2 separate regions of the Homo sapiens genome follow, and region 1 is linked to region 2. Evidence: chromatin contacts called from ENCODE Hi-C or POLR2A ChIA-PET data. All regions are on one chromosome and are shown on one strand. The core of a region is the stretch at or near the end of the contact, and the rest is flanking DNA. Distances in the headings are between cores, read along the strand shown.

Region 1 (6,571 bases), core at 1,282-3,781, 3.8 Mb after region 2:
TTCTCCTCCATAGCTGCATAGCTAAGCCCATTATCCTCAAGGCCCTAGAGCTCCTCTGTCCCATACACTAGCCATTAGCCAAATGTGGCTATTAAAATGTATATTAGGCCTGGTGCAGTGGCTTACACCTGTAATCCCAGCACTTTGGGAGGCCGAGGTGGGCGGATCACCTGAGGTCAGGAGTTCGAGACCAGCCTGGCCAACATGGTGAAACCCCGTCTCTATAAAAATACAAAAATTAGCCGGGCATGGTGGTACACGCATGTAATCCCAGCTATTCGGGAGGCTGAGGCAGGGAGAATCACTTGAACCTGGGAGGCGGAAGTTGTGGTGAGCCGAGATCGCACCATTGCACTCCAGCCTCGGTGACACAGCAAGACTCTGTCTCAAAAAAAAAAAAAAAAAAAAAAGTAGATGTTACTGCGGAACACATTTTTAAATTTTGTTTAATTTTAATTTACATTTTCTTTTTTTCTTTTTCTTTTTTTCTTTTTTTTGAGACAGAGTCTCGCTCTGTCACCCAGGCTGGAGTGCAATGGCGCGATCTCGGCTCACTGCAACCTCTGCCTCCCAGGTTCAAGCAAGCGATTCTCCTGCCTCAGCCTCCTGAGTAGCTGGGATTACATGCGTGCACCACCACGCCCAGCTAATTTTTGTCTTTTTAGTAGAGATGGGGTTTCACCATGTTGGCCAGGCTAGTCTCGAACTCCTGACCTCAAGTGATCCACCCGCCTCGGCCTCCCAAAGTGTTGGGATTACAGGCGTGAGCCAGGGCGCCTGGCCACATTATCTACATTTCAAGTGCTCAACAGCCACAGGTGGCTGCTGGTGGCTACTGTATCAGACAGGACCAACTCAGGACATTGCTATCGTCACAGAAAATTATATTGGAGAGCCATGCTTTAGAGTTTAGAGGAACTATTCCTTGTCACCCATTCTTAACATCTTCAAAGCTTCCACAGAGTCCAGAGAACTTAGTTCTTTTTAGAGTGCCTCGGAAGCCACCCTCTGGGAAGGAGGTGAGATGCAGGGATGTCTGATGCCTGGTTACTCCAGACTGTGAGAAACAGCCCAGTCTCCAGTTCTCCTGATCTGGCCTCTTGGGTCACAGCCAGATGTGTGTGTACGGGAACCTACTTGCGCAGTTCTGGGCTGCTTTGGTGCTCTCGCTTCTCCCAGGGACCCCAGCTCTGGTTGCTGAAGGAGAAAACTCTCTGTCAGTGACGAGGAACCCCTGAGTCCTGGGCTTGCCAAATTGATCTCTACAGTTGGGGAGTCTCTTCTTTTACAGGCCTCTAATTTTCCTAGATGTCCTCCTTAATTATCTTATCCATGGACTTAGGCCTATCCCGTCCTGGAGACAGACCAAGGGCAGAAGGAATGTAAGAAGTCGTGGCCCAGGCCGGGTGCAGTGGCGCGTGCCTATAATCCCAACACTTTGGGAGGCCGAGGTGGGAGGATCACCTGAGGTCAGGAGTTCAAGACCAGCCTGGCCAACATGGTGAAACCCTGTCTCTACTAAAAATACAAAAAATTAGCCAGGTATGGTGGCAGGCGCCGTAATCCCAGCTTCTCGGGAGGCTGAGGCAGGAGAACTGCTTGAACCCGGGAGGTGGAGGTTGCAGTGAGCGGAGATTGCGCCACAGCACTCCAGTCTGGGCAACAGTGCGAGACTCAGTCTCAAAAACAAAACAAAACAAAACAAAAATTTGAGATCCCAAAGTGTTTTCCCTGCCACGACTCAGGTAGCAGTGAGCTGAGGTGGGCATCACTAACATGTATGTCTCTCCTATGAGTCAAACGTCCATTTCTGGGTCACCATCTGTGTGCTCCTGCCTAACACTACCACTTTTGGGATTCCAAGATGCACCCCCCCCACCCCACCCAGGCAGGGGTCCCTATCTCTCCCCAGGCCCTAGGGTGGAGTTTCGCTCTTATCACCCAGGCTGGAGTGCAATGGCACAATCTCAGCTCACTGCACCCTTTCCCTCCTAGGTTCAAGTGATTCTCCTGCCTCAGCCTCCTAAGTAGCTGGGATTACAGGCGTCTGCCACCACGCCCGGCTAATTTTTGTATTTTTAGTAGAGACAGGGTTTCGCAATGTTGGCCAGGCTGGCCTTGAACTCCTGACCTCAGGTGATTCACCCGCCTCAGTCTCCCAAAGTGCTGGGGTTACAGGCGGGAGCCACCGCGCCCGGCCCATCCCTCATTATTTTTTGCGACTCAGAGCCATCCTATTACCCCTCTCAAACCCCAAGGAATGTTTGAGTGGGGTTGATATGGGTGTGAAAAGACACAGAATAATCTGTCTCCAGAGGAACTACAACTTCCATCAGGCACTACTTCAGCGGAACAGGAAAGGATGTGGGGGCGTGGCTACCACGCCCTAGTAGAGCGGGAAACTACAACTCCCAGGATAACGCGGGATTTCAGCAGGGCCAAAAGAGTGATTGAGCTCTGACTGGCGACCCGACCCGGCGGAAACCACCTCGACAGCCTCCAGAAAGGGGCGTGGCTGAAAATGTAGGGGCGTGGCCACGTGGGCATCAGGAAGAAGTAACCTGTTGAATCTATTTCTGCTCCCCACCCTTACTGCTTCCCATAAGGGGGAAGCCGCAGACTAATAAGCCTCTTCCAAAAAAGAGGTAAAGGGAGGTAGACAAGGGGCGGCAGCGGAGGCTGGCTACTGCATTCCGTAGGAGGAGCCAACAGTTACTTTTTACCTGCTGAGTCCGGTGAACCAGTTCATGGGGGCGGGGACCTGCCTATGAGAAAAGGGCCAGGATAGAAGAGGTATTTATTTGTTCATTTTGAGGACTAAATTTAGAACCCATCATCTACAGACCCATTTGTAGGTTGTGTCTGGGGCACTCGCTCGGCCTCAGGAAGAGGGAAGAACGGGGACGACTTTGTGGCAGCAAAGCCACCTCCCTTCCGTGTTTTCCGCAGCCCAAAGCGATAGAACCGCATGGCTTCCGCAGTCTGGGGGAGTGCCCCCTGGTGGGGCCCGCCGCCCCCGGCCCCAGCTCGGCCGCTCACGGACATCGACTTCTGCTCCGGGGCGCAGCTGCAGGAATTGACCCAGCTGATCCAGGAGCTGGGTGTGCAGGAGAGCTGGAGTGACGGGCCCAAGCCGGGAGCCGATCTCCTCCGGGCCAAGGACTTTGTCTTCTCTTTGCTTGGTAAGTAACCCTACTTGCCTTTGGGAACTCACAGCTCTCAGCCTCACCACGCCCCCGCCCCCGCCCCGGCTTTGGGCGACGCCCTCACGATCCGTTCCCTTTTTTTAGGTCTAGTTCACCGCCGGGACCCTCGCTTTCCTCCCCAGGCAGAGCTCTTGCTGCTTCGTGGTGGGATTCGCGAGGGCTCCCTGGATCTGGGGCATGCACCCCTGGGTCCCTACGCCCGGGGACCTCACTACGATGCCGGCTTCACACTCCTAGTGCCCATGTTTTCACTGGACGGCACTGAACTGCAACTGGACCTGGAATCCTGTTACGCACAGGTCTGCCTCCCAGAGATGGTGTGCGGAACCCCCATCCGGGAGATGTGGCAGGATTGCTTAGGACCCCCAGTCCCAGGAGCACGTGATTCGATCCACCGAACGGAGAGCGAAGAAAGTTCCAAGGACTGGCAAAGCTCTGTAGACCAGCCGCACAGCTACGTCACTGAGCACGAGGCGCCGGTGTCTTTGGAAAAATCGCCTAGTGACGTTTCAGCGTCCGAGTCGCCTCAGCATGACGTCGTCGACCTTGGCTCTACCGCACCTTTGAAAACAATGAGTAGTGACGTCACCAAGGCAGCCGTCGAAAGCCCAGTCCCAAAGCCGTCGGAGGCTCGGGAAGCGTGGCCCACATTATGTTCCGCCCAGGTGGCTGCCTGGTTCTTTGCTACGCTGGCGGCGGTCGCCGAGTCTCTGATCCCTGTCCCGGGTGCTCCGCGTCTGGTGCACGCAGCTCGCCACGCGGGTTTCACCACCGTCCTCCTGGCTACCCCTGAGCCCCCTCGCCGCCTCCTGCTCTTCGACCTGATCCCAGTGGTGTCCGTGGCGGGCTGGCCCGAGGGGGCTCGGAGCCACTCGTGGGCCGGTCCGCTGGCCTCTGAGTCGGCTTCCTTCTACCTGGTGCCCGGTGGCGGCACCGAGCGGCCGTGCGCCTCCGCCTGGCAGCTCTGTTTTGCCCGCCAGGAGCTGGCGCTCAAAGCGCGCATACCAGCGCCGCTGCTGCAGGCGCACGCGGCGGCCCAGGCGCTACTGCGCCCGCTGGTGGCCGGGACCCGGGCGGCGGCGCCCTACCTCCTGCGGACGCTGCTGTACTGGGCGTGCGAGCGGCTGCCTGCGCTCTACCTGGCGCGGCCAGAAAATGCGGGCGCCTGCTGCCTCGGGCTGCTAGACGAGCTCGGCCGAGTGCTCGAGGCCGGGACGTTGCCTCACTATTTTCTGAACGGCCGACAGCTCCGTACGGGGGACGACTCCGCTGCGCTGCTCGGAGAATTGGCCCGGCTCCGCGGGGACCCGGCCCGGGCCCTCCGTGCCGCGGTGGAGGAGGCCAAAGTGGCCCGCAAGGGGGGCGGTTTGGCGGGCGTGGGGGGCGGGGCCCATTAAAGACGCTGTTCCTACCAGTGGAAAGTGCCTCTGTGGGCGAGCGGGACGTGGGGGGCCCTGCTCGCCCCTCGCCAGGGGGACTGACTGTGTGCCCTGGGCCTGAAGCCCCCCTTCTGGAAGACCTCCCTGTTGGTTCCTCCTCTACGCCCACCCGCCTGCCCCCGCACAAGTTGCCCCATTCCAGCCTCGCTATTCTCCACATCTGTGGCCAGCACTCCGCCCAGGGGCAGCTTCCAGAAACCGTCTGTCCCCAGTTCTTTTGGTCATTTCTCTTAAGGGCCAATAGAAATGGGAGAAACATATTTGCTGACCAAACGCGAAAAGGAGTTATGGAGACCAGGGTCTGATCAATTTGGCTCACACAACGGCAGAGATATGAAGGAGGCCGGATTTCGCCCAAGGCTGGATCTCACCACCCCCCATCCTCCATCTCTCCAGTTCTTCCCCCACTTTACTCGTGCGGTTCTTTCTTCACTAACATCCCGGCCAGTAGGGTCTCTCTCCCTTCTCCCAGCGTCCGCCATTCCATCTCCCTTAGGCCCAACCTCTCCTTCCTACCCAGGGGTGCGTTCAGGAGGCCTTCCTGTCCCTCCTCCTCTGAAGGCTGAGACGTGCGGCCTTGCCTCGGCTTTGCCTGCTTGTAAGACACAGTCCGCACTCTCTACCTCCAAGGAACCCCGGGGTTCCTCCTGCCCGGCTTCACCCTCCTATTTCCCAGCGTCTCCGCCCCCTGCCCCGCCCCCGGGCCGGCTCTCCGAGGAGGGGGAACTGCTGTCGCCGCCGCCGCCGCCGCCTCAGCTTCCCACAGCCGCTGCCGCTGCCGCCGCTCTGCCTGGTCCAGCCACCGGCCCAGTGCTCTGACTTCGCCGGACCGGGGAGCTCTGCAGAGACACCCTCACTCCTTCCCGAGGGTCCGGGACGCCTAGCCGGGCGTGGGGGGAAGCTCCGTTTGCGGGGGACAGGGAGGGAGGAGCCTGGAGCCGAAGCCAGCGCCACCCGTCGCCGGATCAACAGGACAGGACAGGTTGAGGGGCGTCGGGAAAAGGAAGAGGGGGTGCTATAGGCAATCCCGGGGAGGACGAGGAAGCCCTGTAGCAGGAAGCTGTGATCCGCTCTGACTTGTAGGGGGCCTGTTCACATCTGGGGACTGGTGACAACGTGGGTGCACTCCTCTCTTGGGGGGCTGGTTAGATTGGAGGGCGTGGGATCTAAACAGCACCAGCTGTCCCCAAGAAAATTTAAGGGGCAGCCAGGGGAGAAAAAAACAAAAACAAAAACAAACACGGATGCTCCTCATTTTGAGGTGGCGGAAGGCCCTCCAGTCAACTACCTGGTGTATCCACTAGGAAGGGTGGATTTGGAGGTGACTTCAAAAGGAGCGGAGGGTGTGAAGGTGAAGAAAGGGTCTTGGCCGCTAGAATTCTATGCTACTAGACATGGGGGGGACTTGGTGAAAAAGGTATTATCCAGCCAGAGGGTCTGGGAGCCCTGTCTTACTGAACCTGGGCAACCTGGATATTCTGAGACATATTTTGGGGGGATTTCAGTGAAAAAAGTGGGGGATCCCCTCCATTTAGAGTGTAGCAAAGGAAAAAACACCAAGGTTGGGTTCCTTCCTGACATTGGCAGTGCCCCAGTAGGGGTGGGATGAGCGAATATTCCCAAAGCTAAAGTCCCACACCCTGTAGATTACAAGAGTGGATTTGGCAGGAGTGTGCCCCAAAATACAGTGGAAAGGTGCCTGAAGATATTTAAACCACGTCTTGGAAATTTAGTGGGTCTTGGCTTTGGGATAGGTGAAGTGAGGACAGACACTGGAGAGGAGGGAAAGGGGACGTTTTCAATAGGAGGCAAAACTCGAGGGTGGGATCCACTGAGGAGTACATAGGCTGCTGGATCTGGTGGAGCCAGCACTGGGCCCACGGGTGGTAACTGGCTGCTGTGGAGGGGGGTACGTGAGGGGGGGGG
Region 2 (6,848 bases), core at 3,135-5,634:
TTAAATAAAATATGCAATTAAAATTAATTTCACTTGTTTATTTTAATAGGGCTGCTAGAAAATTGAAAAGGCCACGCCTGGCTCCATTTGTAGGTTACATTTCTTTTTTTTTGAGACGGAATCTCACTGTCACCAGGTTGGAGTGCAGTGGTGTGATCTCAGCTCACTGCATCGTCTGCCTCCCAGGTTCATGCGAGTCTCCTGCCTCAGCCTCCCAAGTACCTGGGACTATAGGTGCGCGCCACCACACCCGGCTAATTTTTGTATTTTTAGTAGAGACGGGGTTTCACCATGTTGGCCAGGATGGTCTCGATCTCTTGACCTCGTGATTCGCCCGCCTCGGCCTCCCAAAGTGCTGGCATTACAGGCGTGAGCCACCGCGCCTGGCCTGCAGGTCATATTTCTACTGGACAGAGCTAGTTTAAAGAGTCCTCCCAGCTGGGCGCAGCGGCTCACGCCTATAATCGCAGCCACTGGGAAGGTTGAAGCAGGAGATCACTTGATCCCAGAACTTTGAGACCAGCCTGAGACCAGCCTCAGCAACACAGTAAGACTCCACATGGCCATGGGGTGGTGTGTCATCCCAGGACAGAGCTGCTGTTTCAAATGGTCCCAGGGTGAGTGGGTGCGTGAGTTGTGTGGGGGGAGACACGGGAAGAAGTAAGCAGGCTGGATGTGGTAAAGACAAGGAGGCAGTGTTCAGCAGTTAGAAACAGTTTTAGGGGCGGGTGTGATTGGGGAGTAGCTCTTGGACAGACCCCCAGTGTAACAGGAATAGACATTGCCCCCACTCCTTGGCTCAGAATATCAGTTGGTCTACATCCACGTCGAATCCTCGCGCTTTAGACTTGCACACAGTACTTAGAAGCTCATTAAATCCTACTCCTCAGGCCTCTTTTTACAGCGGAGGAAACTGATGCCCAGAGAGGAAAAATAAATATAAACTGTGAAAGGGTCACAGAACTGCCCTCGAAAACCTTGTATTTTAAATGGGCAAATACCAAAAACTGATTGTCTGCACAGCTGCCAAGCTTGACCCTGGTATAGCTAATACTTATGAGTGAAAAGTATGAACTTGAGGAAAGAACACAGCCAGCAGATATTACTTTTTTTTTTTTTTTTTTTTTTTTGGAGACAGAGTCTTACTCTGTTGCCCAGGCTGGAGTGCAGTGGTATGATCTGGGCTCACTGCAACCTCTGCCTCCCGAGTTCAAGCAATTCTCCTGCCTCAGCCTCCCAAGTAGCTGGGATTACAAGCACGCATCACCACGCCCGGCTAATTTTTGTTATTTTGTAGTAGAGACAGGGTTTCACCATGTTGGCCAGGCTGGTCTCGAACTCCTGACCTCAAGTGATCCACCCACCTCCGCCTCCCAAAGTGCTGGGATTACAGGCAAGAGCCACCGCGCCCGGCCACAGATATGACTATAGATCACTGGTTCCTACTCGGGGTGGTCTTGTCACCTAGGGAACATTTGGCAACATGGAGACATTTTTGGTTGTCACATCTGGGGAAGAGGGGCAAGCGTGGCTGGCATCTAGTGGGCCAGAGATGTTGCTAAACATTCTACAACATGCAGGACACCCCTCACACAACAAAAACTATGCAGCCCAAAATGTCAGCAGCACCAAGGTTGAGAAACCCTGCTATATAGACTAACTCACAGCAGTGCTGTTTGTCCCAGAGCACGATTCATATGTGGTGTGGGGGGGTTAATGACTGGCCTCCGCTAAGCACTTCATTAAATAGGTGTGACACACTGGGTGAGCCTGTAAGCACAGAACAGCCTGCTGAAAGCTGGGGAGGGAGGGCAGAAAAGTTTTCAAGAAGTGGCCGTGCTGCCGCCCCTACTGGGAAGTGAGGAGCCCCTCTGCCCGGCCACCACCCCGTCTGGGTAGTGTACCCAACAGCTCATTGAGAATGGGCCATGATGACAATGGCGGTTTTGTGGAATAGAAAAGGGGGAAAGGTGGGGAAAAGATTGAGAAATCGGATGGTTGCTGTGTCTGTGTAGAAAGAAGTAGACATGGGAGACTTTTCATTTTGTTCCGTACTAAGAAAAATTCTTCTGCCTTGGGATCCTGTTGATCTGTGACCTTACCCCCAACCCTGTGCTCTCTCAAACATGTGCTGTGTCCACTCAGGGTTAAATGGATTAAGGGCGGTGCAAGATGTGCTTTGTTAAACAGATGCTTGAAGGCAGCATGCCCGTTAAGAGTCATCACCACTCCCTAATCTCAAGTACCCAGGGACACAAACACTGCGGAAGGCCGCAGGGTCCTCTGCCTAGGAAAACCAGAGACCTTTGTTCACTTGTTTATCTGCTGTCCTTCCCTCCACTATTGTCCTATGACCCTGCCAAATCCCCCTCTGCGAGAAACACCCAAGAGTGATCAATTAAAAAAAAAAAAAAAGTGGCCATGCTGGGTGCGGTGGCTCACACCTGTAATCCCAGCACTTTGGGAAACCGAGGCAGGCAGATCAGTTGAGGTCAGGAGTTTGAGACCAGCCTTGCCAACATGGTGAAACCCCATCTCTACCAAAAATACAAAAAAATTCTCCAAGCATGGTGGCGCACACCTGTAATCCCAGCTACTCGGGAAACTGAGGCACGAAAATCACTTGAACCCGGGAGGCAGAGGTTTCAGTGAGCAGAGATTGCACCACTGCACTCCAGCCTGGGTGACAGAGCGAGACCCTGTCTCAAAAAAAAAAAAAAAAAAAAAAGAAGTGCTCTATTTCAGGAGAAACTGGCACTTTCTGAGCCTACTCTCCCCTAATGCCAGCTCTCCTGCTCACCCCACCAGGGTCAGAGCCAACTTTGCCTCCAATTCATAGTCCTTTAAGTAAGAATCCTTTTAATATGCCCTAATGTCCCAACCAAACTAATCTTGAAAGCTTCTATGTAGATACAAAGTGCTCCTGAAATCCCTATCCTCAGAAATGCTTCTGAGCCAAATGGGCTCTGAACCCTAAACAACCGTGTCCATGTATGTGGCAAGAGCTTGTGAAAAACAAAGCTGGGCCAGGCGCAGTGACTCACAACTGTAATCCTAGCACTTTGGGAGGCTGAAGTGGGCAGATCACTTGAGGTCAGGAGTTCAAGACCAGTCTGGCGAACATGGCGAAACCCTGTCTCTACTAAAAATACAAAAAGTAGCCGGGCGCGGTGGCTCACACCTGTAGTCCCAGCTACTCGGGAGGCTGAAGCAGGAGAATCACTTGAATCCAGTTGGCGGAGGTTGCAGTGAGCCCAGATCACGCCACTGTACTCCAGCCTGGGCAACAGAGCGAGACTTGGTAAGAAAGAGAAAGAAAGGAAAGAATGAAGGAAGGAAGGAAGGAAGGAAGGAAGGAAGGAAGGAAGGAAGGAAGGAAGGGAAGGAAGGGAAGGAGTCTCGCTCTGTCACCCAGGCTGGAGTGCAACGGAGCGATCTCGACTCACTGCAAGCTCCGCCTCCCGGGTTCGCGCCATTCTCCTGCCTCAGCCTCCCGAGTAGCTGGGACTACAGGCGCCCGCCACCACGCCCCGCTAATTTTTTGTATTTTTAGTACAGACGGGGTTTCACCGTGTTAGCCAGGATGGTCTCGATCTCCTGACCTCGTGATCCGCCCGCCTCGGCCTCCCAAAGCGCTGGGATTACAGGCGTGAGCCACCGCGCCCGGCTGACCAAAGGTTTCTTGGTCCGCATTCTGCTTCTGTGGAATGAGCCAGGAGCCAGTTAGGCCTGATTTGACATCTGATTTCCGGAGGAAAACCCAGACTCTGCCCTGGGCAACAAACTGAATCCTGAACTTGAGGTCACAGGGCAGGTGTGAGGAGCGGAGAGCAGCAAGAGTGAAAGGGAGGCCTGTGGTCATTCCATACACACAAGAGATCAGTTCCTCCAAGGTCAGGGGACAGAGAGCACAGGGATCCAGCGCCAAGCGCAAGGCCCCCAGAAGAAGCCAGAGAGTCGGGGAGGGGGCGGGGGGGAATCGGTCCCAGCAGGTGGGAAGGATTCTGGGACCAGACCTAAGGGATCATGAGCACAGCTGCTGCAGGCAGACGGGCCCCTGGAGAAGCTGGGGACAAGCTGGAATAGAGACTTCATTGCGGGAAGGGCTGTCAGGGAGGCCTCCTGGGGTGGAAAAGGGTGGTCAGGAGGCTCCTGGAGGCGGCGCGGCCCCGGGGGTCCAACTCACCTGGGGCCCGGCCACCGCGCTCTCGACCGCCGCCTCTGCCCGCGCAGCACGGGCACAGCTCGCCAGCACTGCGAACCCGGATGGGTCGTCGGGCGCGGCCCTCAGCAGAGCTGCCTTCACAGATGTGGTGCCCAGGTCAATGCCGAGGGTGATCGGCCGCGCAGCCATTATCTCCCTGACCCGCGCAGCTCCAGTCTGCAGCCAGCGGCCCCACAAGTCCGCGCTCTTCGCCCAGGGGGGCGGGGCAGGGGCGGGGAGTCGCCTGCCAATCTTTCAGCCACACCCAACATGGAGGCTTCTCGTCTTCCCACTGGCCGGGGAAGGCGAGCTTCCACGCAACCTCTCGGCGGGCCCCGGCTATAGGCGGAGAGGCGGCGGAAGGCGGGACCTAAAGGGGGCCCCGCCCCACGGGCTCTGATTTCCGCCCAATGGAGGGCGGTCTGAGCTTCGCTCACGAAAGGAGCCGGGAGGCGCTGGCGGCTCCAAGAGTCTCTGTGTCCCTGGCAGCGGACCTCATCTTCCCTCACGCCGGAGCCCCGATCTCTGCGCCCCGGCCCGACCCAGCTGCGCTCTGTCCGTCTAAGACGCGCGGAAACTACAACTCCCAGAGCTCATCTCGCCGAGATCCGGCCCCACGAGTCAGGTGGCGGAGGTCAGGTGACAGCGGACCCGCCTCTCCCAAAGTCTAGCCGGGCAGGGGAACGCGGTGCATTCCTGACCGGCACCTGGCGAGGCTCATGCGTCCCGTGAGGGCGGTTCCTCGAGCCTGGGGGCGCTCAGGTGAGAGCGGACGCGGCCTCCCCTGTTTCCCAGGCGGACCCCTTGAGGCACAGCAGGTCAGCGGGGCAGCCTGCCGGGGGTCCAGCGCCCTCAGCCGCGGCGGGCTCCTTTCCCCGCCACCAGTGCTGGCCTCGCGACACGGGACAACCCCCGGGTGGAAGGGCCCGAGCGGTGGTCAGCCGAGGCAGGGGCAGCGGGCTGCCGGGGTGGGTGCCGTTCCCAGCCCCTTACCTTCTGCTCAGTTGCCGCCTGGGTCTCGGTTGGGGAATTTGCAGATTGCTTTGGAGACGCTGAGAGAACCTTTGCGAGAGCGCCGGTTGACGTGCGGAGTGCGGGGCTCCGGGGGACTGAGCAGCACGAGACCCCATCCTCCCCTCCGGGTTTTCACACTGGGCGAAGGGAGGACTCCTGAGCTCTGCCTCTTCCAGTAACATTGAGGATTACTGTGTTTTGTGAGAGCTCGCTAGGCGCCCTAAGCAACAGAGGTAACCACTTTATATCCTTGTTTCTCAACCTCGTTATTCCTACCTACCCCCTTCCCATAAAATTTAATACCACTAGTACGCTGTGTATTTGTTTCTGTGGCCACAAACCATTGTAATAGCTAGATTTCTTCACTACCACCCCAAGCCAATTTTTTTTTTTTTTTTGAGATGGAGTCTGCAGCCTCTGTCACCCAGGCTGGAGTGCAGTGGCGCGATCTCGGCTCACTGCAACCTCCGCCTCCGGGGTTCAAGCGATTCTCCTACCTCAGCCTTCCGAGTAGCTGGGACTACAGGCCTGAGCCACCATGCCCAGCTAATTTTTGTATTTTTAGTAGAGATGGGGATTCACCATGTTGGCCAGGCTGGTCTCGAACTCCTGACCTCAGGTGATGCGCTCACCTCGGCCTCCCAAAGTGCTGGGATGACAGGCGTGAGCCACCGCGCCCAGCCTACCCCCAGCCAATTTTAGTCCCACTTGACAATGCGTGCTTTACATCTCCTCATTTAAGTCCTGTGAGGTAGTTACCACCTCCTTGTTTGGCACCACAAGGTCGCATAAGTAATAAATAGGTCAAGCCTGTCTCCAGTGCACACAGCCCTTGCCACTATTTGTGTACCCTCTCCAAAAGCAGGAGACCCAGGGAGTTCCAGGTCGTAGAACAGAGGACAGGACCAACTCATACCTGGCAGACAGGAGCTGCCACACTAGACCCCTAGCCCCAGGTTGCTCCTGGGAAGGGACTGAATGGGTGAGGAGCCTTCTTGAAACATGTGACATCTGAATGAGGCCTGGACAATAGTTAGAACTTACATAGGAAGGGCACGCCAGACAGAGCCCATTGTCAGGAGATACTTCATTTCTATCTTGTAGCTTTCACAAGCCACTAGTTGTATGTAATTATCAATCTGGTTTTTTTTTTGTTTTTTTTTTTTAATTTGAGACGGAGTTTCACTCTTATCACTCAGGCTGGAGTGCAATGGTGCAATCTCGGCTCACTGCAACCTCCACCTCCCGGGTTCAAGCGATTCTCCTGCCTCAGCCTCCTGAGTAGCTGGGACTACAGGCACATGCCACCACGCCTGGCTAATTTTTGTATTTTTAGTAGAGACGGGGATTCACCATGTTGGCCAGGCTGGTCTCGAACTCCTGACTTCAAGTGATCCAACTGCCTCGGCCTCCCAAAGTGCTGGAATTACACACACGAGCCACTGCGCTCAGCCTAATCTGATGTTTTTTAACATTTTAATTGACTTACCTCTCAATGTCGTTTTGTCTCTGCTGGCATCGTTCCTCCAGGGGTCTCAGCCTTTGAGGCTTGGGAATGTTTGCTGACCAAGTCTGTGAGTTTGAGAAGCTGGTTAGGCCTGATTCTGCATCTAATTTCTGGAGAAAAACC

The links. A loop is a pair of places that touch in the nucleus more often than their neighbours do. ChIA-PET counts read pairs that join two places held with the same protein, here RNA polymerase II (POLR2A). Pooled maps may share reads with other maps.
Region 1: a loop to region 2 is called in a pooled map, with 10 times the contacts of the local background. The contact joins the promoter of TMEM102 here to the promoter of SHPK in region 2. A Hi-C loop is called at or near these places in 3 of 50 pooled maps. POLR2A ChIA-PET finds 5 or more read pairs at or near these places in 2 of 52 experiments (AG04450 and WTC11).

Annotation. Positions count from the first base shown.
Region 1 is chr17:7,432,904-7,439,474 of GRCh38, forward strand. TMEM102 (transmembrane protein 102) reads left to right here and starts at 2,532. Exons shown (of 3, transcript NM_178518.3): 1 at 2,532-2,793; 2 at 2,950-3,182; 3 at 3,291-4,776. The coding sequence starts at 2,969. The coding sequence ends at 4,603. It also overlaps a transcript of FGF11 not described here. RefSeq lists enhancers at 2,216-2,385, 3,437-4,346, 5,143-5,242, 5,257-6,165, 6,419-6,571 and silencers at 4,082-4,361, 5,333-5,432.
Region 2 is chr17:3,631,866-3,638,713 of GRCh38, forward strand. SHPK (sedoheptulokinase) reads right to left here and starts at 4,385. Exons shown (of 7, transcript NM_013276.4): 1 at 4,187-4,385. The coding sequence starts at 4,354. CTNS (cystinosin, lysosomal cystine transporter) reads left to right here and starts at 4,895. Exons shown (of 12, transcript NM_004937.3): 1 at 4,895-4,966; 2 at 5,242-5,451. LOC105371493 (a long non-coding RNA gene) reads right to left here. Exons shown (of 6, transcript XR_007065579.1): 6 at 6,632-6,848. RefSeq lists enhancers at 1,937-2,802, 4,641-4,890 and silencers at 4,101-4,160, 5,171-5,260.